2 separate regions of the Homo sapiens genome follow, and region 1 is linked to region 2. A link is a contact called in ENCODE Hi-C or POLR2A ChIA-PET data. All regions are on one chromosome and are shown on one strand. Each heading gives the region's core, a stretch centred on a gene start or an enhancer-like site at or near the end of the contact. The rest is flanking DNA. Distances are from core to core; before and after follow the strand shown.

The links. A loop is a pair of places that touch in the nucleus more often than their neighbours do. ChIA-PET counts read pairs that join two places held with the same protein, here RNA polymerase II (POLR2A). Pooled maps may share reads with other maps.
Region 1: a loop to region 2 is called in a map of dorsolateral prefrontal cortex, with 2.0 times the contacts of the local background. The contact joins the promoter of TTC39C here to the enhancer-like site in region 2. A Hi-C loop is called at or near these places in 9 of 168 maps with a recorded cell type or tissue (CD4-positive, alpha-beta T cell, GM12878, OCI-LY7 and 6 more), 18 of 37 single-sample maps with no recorded cell type and 16 of 50 pooled maps. POLR2A ChIA-PET finds 5 or more read pairs at or near these places in 9 of 52 experiments (BJ, GM12878, H1 and 6 more).

Annotation. Positions count from the first base shown.
Region 1 is chr18:24,013,487-24,017,413 of GRCh38, reverse strand. It overlaps TTC39C (tetratricopeptide repeat domain 39C), which reads right to left and starts at 2,660. Exons shown (of 14, transcript NM_001135993.2): 1 at 2,376-2,660. The coding sequence starts at 2,542. It overlaps TTC39C-AS1 (TTC39C antisense RNA 1), which reads left to right and starts at 1,954. Exons shown (of 6, transcript NR_110796.1): 1 at 1,954-2,110. RefSeq lists silencers at 2,244-2,423, 2,504-3,423.
Region 2 is chr18:23,943,337-23,947,165 of GRCh38, reverse strand. It overlaps LAMA3 (laminin subunit alpha 3), which reads right to left. Exons shown (of 75, transcript NM_198129.4): 69 at 3,195-3,378; 70 at 882-1,022. Among named protein-coding and RNA genes, the nearest start is that of LINC02958, 37 kb to the left of the region's middle. Within about 2 kb of position 1,305, at least 3 of the 41 ENCODE cell types and tissues checked have a DNase peak (open chromatin) inside an H3K27ac peak, as active enhancers do; they include GM12878 and OCI-LY7, where a contact is called at or near this core.

The DNA of each region.
Region 1 (3,927 bases), core at 1,411-3,910, 69 kb before region 2:
CACGATAATGTGGGTACTCTTACTGTTACTCCTATTTTATAGATAAGGAAGCAAATTTTGAGAAACCAAAGTCAGCAGCCACAAAATGGCAAAAGACTGGAACCCAGGTTGCAGGACTCTGGTCCATGATCACACCTGTATGCAACCGTGCTTTCCAAAACATACATCAGAAGCACCTTTTGGGAGGGGGGAAGAACGCAATGATTGTCCACACCACAAACAAATCAGATGGAGCCAAGGAAAGCTGATAGGATGATACCATCTCTGTCTACCTGTCTTTTTCCCTCCCACCATCTCTAAAAAAGGCTTTTTAACATTGCTGGAAAATAAGGTCTCAGAGCAGATGACAAATTATCATAAATTTAGTGAGGGAAGCAGAATGGTAAAATGAAAAGAGTCCTTGATTTAGAACTATAGTGTTTGTGTCCTGGTCCACAGTAAAAACTAAGTCTCATGTCCCTCGTTACAAAACTGTCATGATAAGATACACCTCACTCTTTTGTTGTCATGAGAATAGTGAGAATATATAAGGGAATGTGTCTAGCACTGTGCTTGGCAGAAAAGAGGTACTACAGTTTTCCCTGCCTTATCTTCAGTTCCCATTTCAAAATACAAGCAGACAGCACCTAGCTATACAAGGTAAATATTCCCTGGACACCTCCAACGCACTCACCCACAGAGAAGTATCTTTGAAGGGGCATCTCTCTGCTGTTGCTGGGAGAGAGTTTTCCAACCACTCATATACTGCCTTCTATTAACAGTGCATAAAATTTCTTAGATAGTGCAAAAATTTCATGCTTTCAATGTAAAGGTAGTATTTTCGCCTACTAAAGAAGGGTTAAAAAAGACCATTAAAATAAATATCACAGGAGACTTCAAAGCAAGAAGTACTTAAACATGCAAGTACCTAAATCATCAACTAAAAAGGGTAAATTTGACTCTACAACTATCTCCATCCTTCTCTCATACGACACAAACTGGTAGTCTAAAAAAGGAATCATAGCACGGTACAGGAAATATTCACACCTTTTTTCCTGAGGGCTTCTTAAAAACTACAAAAGAGAAATTGTGTGACAAGTAAACCTTTTAAATCCCCCATCAACAGCCTTTGATGAAACTCCATCTTGAAACCAGACCTGTATGCTTTAAAAATGAAATGTTCTAAGTAAAGCGAAGTTGTTTTTACTTTCAGACCAAAGGGGGGAAAAAATCACCGATTTAAAAGTAAAAGGGCTTTAGTGAAAAGTTCACAGTTGTGAGATACTTGCTTCGCCATTAAGAAGGTGGAAGCTCTGCTGGGTAGAAACCACCATTCTCTGAGGTCTGAGACTTTAGGCATTCTCATTCTTACAGACTCTGTCTCCCGGTCACAGTTGTACATTGGTCCTCTCATTCCAACCAAACTACAGGGTCTCCATAGCGTGAAGCATGTGGTCCTTAAACGTGTTGGGGAAAGCTGCTAATCAACGTCCTTAAGGCTCGTCAACAATCAGACGGCAAATCACAAACTTGCTTCCTCAACCCGAGAACAAACACTCCAGGTCCCCAAAGAAATGAAGGTTCCTTCCACTCCCACAGGAAAACTACCAGGTTTCAGTTCTTTCGCTTTATTTTTTAAAAGACAAATAAAAAATTAACTGAACACACGTGTTTTCCTACCATTCTCATACTTTTTAAAAATCCCTCCATTTTCTTCCTTCCTTTATTTACGTTGGAAAAATTCTTAATAAATAACGCCTGCTTGAAAGACATCAGGAACTCATTTTGAGGACTGAGTTTGCAGAAGACAAGGCAGAGAGATGAGTGGGCAGAGTTGAGCTGAAATTTTTAAATTCCTGCACGGCAAAGCAATTGTGCGTATCTGTTTTCAAACAATAAAAGCGTCTGGAATTGCACAATGTTGCAGAGCCATGCGAGGCGCGAGGAGCAGGCAGCCGGAGGGCTCCGTGTCACAAAGGCTGCCGGGGCAGCACGCGAGCCAGAGTCACGACAAGCCCGGGTCCCAGGCTCGCTGCTGCCTCAAATCTCATCCGGTCCCAAAGCCAGCTGCCCTGCAGAGAGGAGCCTACCGGCACCGGGCACGTCTGTGGGAGGGCGAGGCTGGGAGAAAGTGAGAGGGGGACTGCGGGCGCGCGGGGCGGGCGCGCGGCGGGTCCCGGGAGGGAAAGGACAACGGAGCCGGGGGTAGGGGGTGGACGAGGAGATGTGGCAGAGGCGCATTCCCTCTGGCTGATCTTGCCAGGGAGGAGACCTGAGGACCGGAATCGGTGACCGACAGGAGGGGGAGGGGGCTCCCGGGGGCCGCAGGTCGAGGCGCGTGAGCCGGACACGAGGTGCGCGCTGCAGGGTTGGGGAATCGGGGACGCGTGGGTCACCTGTATTGTTTGAAAAGCTGGTCCGACTCCCTGAAGCCGTTGTTGAGCAGCATGTTGATGCCGGCCAGGGCCAGCTCCGCGTCCTGCAGGGGCGCCGCCGCCGCCGCTGCCGCGTCCGAGTCTCCGTCGTCCCGCCGCCGCGGCCGCTGCTGCTCCGAGCCGGCCATGGGCGTGCGAGGCCCTGCGCTGGGCCGAGGCGAGATCGGGAGCAGCTGCTGCGGCCCCGCGCGCGCCCGGAGCCCGGCTCTACCTGCCCGGAGCCAAGCGGAGCCGGGAGGGGAGGGGAGGGGAGGGGAGAAGACGGGAGGGAAGAGGAGGGAAGGACCGCGGAGGGAGGAGCCGCGGCCCGGCTGCGGCGCGGCGTGGGAGGTGGGCGTCCGGCCGCCGCCGCGGGGATTACTCAGCAGCACCCGCCCGCTCCTCTCGCGCCCTCCGAAGCACCCAACTCGCGCGGGCCCCGAAGCGGAATCCGTTTCCGGGTGTCTCTCACCCCGCCAAGCCGGTCCCCGAGCGGCGGCCGCCTCCACTTCCTGCAGCCCCCGCGCCCCGGCCCCTCCCGGGTCCCCAAGCCGCGCCTTCGCCCACCGCCCAGGACTGCTCGGACACACGCACGCGAGACCCGGAGACCCGAGCGCCCCACCCTCCCCCGAAGGGGCCGGACCCAGGAGTCGGGAGGAGGGCAAGGCGCGGAGGGAGAACGAGCGTGCGGATGTGGAAGGAAAGGGAAAGGGAAGGGGAACTCCGCCCGGGCCGCTATGCTAGCGCGCGGCGCTTTGTCCACGAGTAACTGAAACTCCACGAGTAACTGAAACCCCACGCAGCCCGCGCCCGCGACCCCAGACTTCATCCCGACCCTGGGGCCGCCCCCTAGGACCAGGGCAGCCAATTCCCGAGGAGGTGGGCGGCGGGGGCGGGGTCTCTGGCACCTGCCCCGCAGCTCCCCGGAGCCCCGCGCTGCGGGACTGCAAGGCAGAGCCCCTCGGATCCCGGTACCACCCACTCCAGCCCGCCACCAACATTTGCGCAGTGGGGCAGGAGGAGAAATGGAGGCCTATATGCCATGTGCCCAAATATTTAAAAGTTATAAATTCAGCTGCCAAAGTGTGTTCTATTCTCACACTGCCAATTATTCTTGCAAAGCTTTGGCGTTCATATGACCAAATGTCAGCAAAACATCAAAAGTGACTGAATTTAACCATTATCACAGAAGTCTCACTGTTCTGATGATGGGCTGGTGATATCTGGATGCCTAATATTCTAGAGACAAGCAATTCATAAATCATCTTTATGTTTTTTCCACAAATTTATTTTTCTCTAATTTAGCAAAATCCCTTAATGTAGTGTTGCAATCAAGATTATGCTCTAATGCCAAATTGGACAACCTTCCTTGAGTCGCTGTCGTTTTTAGAGTGTAGTTTATTAATTTCAACTTGAAGAAACTTTGCTGAAACATTTATAACAGAATTTTTTTTAAATGAAAGCAATCCTCAGGTTTAGAAATAACTCCTGAATTTTAAACATTATGTCATCCATTATCATGGGACCAATATAA
Region 2 (3,829 bases), core at 56-2,555:
GGCCCCATCAGAGCGCCCCATCAGAGCCTTGAACTTGACAAACCTAGAAAAGCACCCCTCCTCTCTGGGGACAGAGGGAGTCCCAACTTTCCCTTCGTCTGGCATTCCCAAGATGGGTTTTTGAGATAATTTTGTTATTTCAGACATCAAATAACATTAAAACACATATTCCATTATTAAGTTATTCCTTTTTCAATTCTCTTTCTAGCGTTTGGACGAGGACAAGGAACAGCTTTTGGCTTTGTGCTAGTATGTCTTAAACACCCTCTTGATTACGTGTTAAGCACCTTTTTCTCCAAGCAAAGAACACATAGGTCACACTACTTAGTTTGATATTAACAGTGTTTGGTTTTCAAATGTTTATTTCTCAGGGTTATCTATTATTTATGGTAAAGAATATTGGGTTTCCATTTATGGGAGAGATAAAAAGATCCCATAGAAGCACATTTAAAATAAATAGTTTGATGGAGAGAAAACAGTTAAGCCAATGTTTTACCTTATGGCAAAGATGGTGAAAATGGCACAAATTACTGTAATTTGAAACACATTATGTTAACCAAAAAATCTCTGTCTATAACCTAAAACCTACGTTTTTGCATTCCCTGGAGGAGAAGCCAATAGATTCAGGTTTAGGAAGTGGCAGAGAAGCTCTATCTTCACCCTTTCAGGGCCTGCGTCTCAACCTGCACCTTAGAAATGAAGGCTTTGGGTTAAGAAATGGGCACTTACTCTATGTGGTTGTGAACATTAATTAGATCCTTAAAAATCATTTAAAGTATTTTGAGATTCTCATATGGTGAGTATTTTGAATATCTCATACAATTATGCCTATAATATAAGGTGAATTGTTTCTGTCCATGGCTCTGAACATAACTATTTACCTTTGGTTTCCCTGATGGAGGTGATCCCAGGTAAACTGGCGCTCTGATGCTGATGGTGGAGTTTCCAGGCAAACTTCCCTCCCGGGCCCTCAGTCCATCCACAACCAAGCGCCCCTTTTCCCCATCATGGCCAAACACCACCTTCAGAGTAAGAAAGATACGTGAGTTGTATTTTTACCTTTGACAATTGGTGTTGTATTTTATTAAATATTAGTGGCCAAATTAAAAAAAAATGTTTTCATGCTCCTTCAAATAGCTTCAAAAGATGAGAGATTTTTTCCTCCGGTTATCACTATCACCATCGTTTTGTGAGATTATGTGAAATACTGAACAAACTGAGCTCAAAAGGGGAACTGAAAAAAAAAGGTTGCTTAGAAGTGAACTAATCAAAAGAGATTATAGAATTCATCTGGAAACTTACACAAAAGAGAAACAGTTCAAGGCACAGCCACAGGCAACCCCCTCCATGTAACAAAGGGGCAGGGACAGTTTATACAGTGCTGGGGACGGGGGTGTGTTGGAGTCGTGGCACCCTGGGCTGGCCTCTTGGAGCAGGTAGAACGAGGGCACTTCTCTTCAAACAAGAGGAGTGTTTAAACTCTTTGCTAAAATTTCTGATCCCTGGGGTCTGGTGTGGATTCTGCCATCTCATAGGTGTGGTGAGACTATTCACTACGGACACTTCCATTTATATGCCAAGCTGTGACCTTTGGCCTCTACTGCCTGCTGACACCTGGGCTTGAAGGTCTGACAGGCCACTCAACCCTGAGATGTTCACGACAGAAATCCTCATTCTCCCCCAGCTCTGAACTGCTCTCCTCCTGGCCACATCTGCCTCTTCTCCATCTTCATCTCAGTAAATGCCCACTAATGACTCAATTGCTGGCCCCAAATCACAGGATGTGATCTGGACCCTCTCTTCCTCTCACCCTCTATATGTGATCCATCAGCAAGGCCGCGTGGTTCTACCTTCAGCATGCGTCCTGGCGGTCACTTCTCCCGACCTCCCCACAGCCTCCGCAAGCAAAGGCAATAGCAGCCATGTGGGCCCCCTGCTGCTACTCTTGCCCCCTGGCAGTCTCTTCAGCTAAAGAATTAAATAATATATGAATCTGTACATGTAAGAGTTTTATTTTTTTTATTTTTATTTTTTTGACAGAGTCTTGCTCTGTCGCCCAGGCTGGAGTGCAGTGGTGTGATCTCGGCTCACTGCAACCTCCACCTCCTGAGTTCAAGCGATTCTCCTGCCTCAGCCTCCTGAGTAGCTGGGATTACAGGTGCATGCCACCATGCCCAGCTAATGTTTGTATTTTTAGTAAAGATGGGGTTTCACCATGTTGGTCGGGCTGGTCTCGAACTCCTGACCTTGTGATCAGCCCGCCTTGGCCTCCCAAAGTGCTGGGATTACAGGCATGAGCCACCGCGCCTGGCCAAGAGTTTTAAGACTCTTTAAAAGCTTTACAGACACTTTCAAATAAAGTCCAAAGTCGGAGCTTGGCCTTCAAAGCTTAAATGATCTGGGCTCTGTCTTCCTCTCTAATTCCATTTCTTATTGCTTTGTGTTTTGTTCATTCAGCTAATTCCCACCTCCAGGTCCTTGTTATTTGCTCTTCCCTCTTCCTGGAACCCCCTCCCCATAACTTCATGTGACTACCACCTGCTGTACCAGGGCTTTCTCTACTGCCTTATTTAAAATAGTCTCCCTGCTCTGTCATTTTCTTACCTTGCTCTAGTGTTTTCTCAAAGCACTTACCAATCTCTGACATTACATTGAGGATTGTTTGCTTATGTGTTCCAGGAAGGCAGCTGAATGACTAAGGGAATGCAACTTGTCAAGTCACTTACATTTTCTGAAGTCCAGTTGCCTCATTAGAGAAATAAATAGGTCCCTTATTGCCTTAAATGGTATTTCTTGAAATCTGGAATGGCTTTAAGCAAGAGCCAAGATGCTAGGGTCATTCCAGGTCCAGAGAGGGGCCTGGAGGCCTGGAAATTGGCCATAAGGGGAAGAAATGGTCCAGGATGAAGGAGTTAGAGTAGGCAAGGGGCATGAGGCAGCCTGGGGGAGGGCTGGAGGGGATGGAAGAAGCATCAGTAAAGCCCATCTTGACTTTACTGTCTAGGATGACAGCCATGCAATGTGTGTGCCGCGGCCTCCAGTACTGAGATGCTGGGAACGCAGCGCCTGCAAGCACACAAGCTCTCCCACTCCACGCCCTCATGTCTGGGAAGGATGCTGGGACTCCTATTTTCAGCGACTCCAACAGTGAATTCCACACCAACTGGAGATACTGACACAGCCCCAGCTCTTACCGTGTGCCATTTCCCATCATTGCATTTCTCCTTGCTTTTGATCCTCAATTTTTTCCCATCTGTCCCCAGTGCAAAGACCAGACGTCCTTTTGAAAGATAAAGAGCCATAAAGGAGTTCTTAGTGCCCGTGTGAAACACCAGTCCTCTGGAGGATGTTGTCTGCATGTCCACAGCAAACTGTGACCTGTTGGGAACATCGGCGATGAAGGGAAATAGAGGTGTTCAGCGTTCCTTCGAATCTCAGCACTGAGACAGAGGGTGGGGAGCAAACACCCAACCCCCATTTTTCAAATGGATAAGCTAACGTAGGTACTGATTAAATGACCCGTTTCTCTGGAAACTTTAAAAAGCTATTCTATTCCAGCTGTTAATGGTTTTGTTGTATAATTTCCTTACTACATTGGGGAATAACATGGAACTTTTGTGGCAAACTTAGCTAGTGGTGTAAGTCCCAGCACATGGCAAGAAGAAACATGTCTGAATCTTTTATAAAAAGTCCATGTTTTAAAAAGTTAGGGTAAAATACGCTAACCTAAAATGTGCCATCTTAACCTTTTTTAAGTGTATAGTTCAGTACTGTTAAGTACATTCAGATTGTTGTACAATCAATCTCGAGAACTCTTTTCATCTTGCAA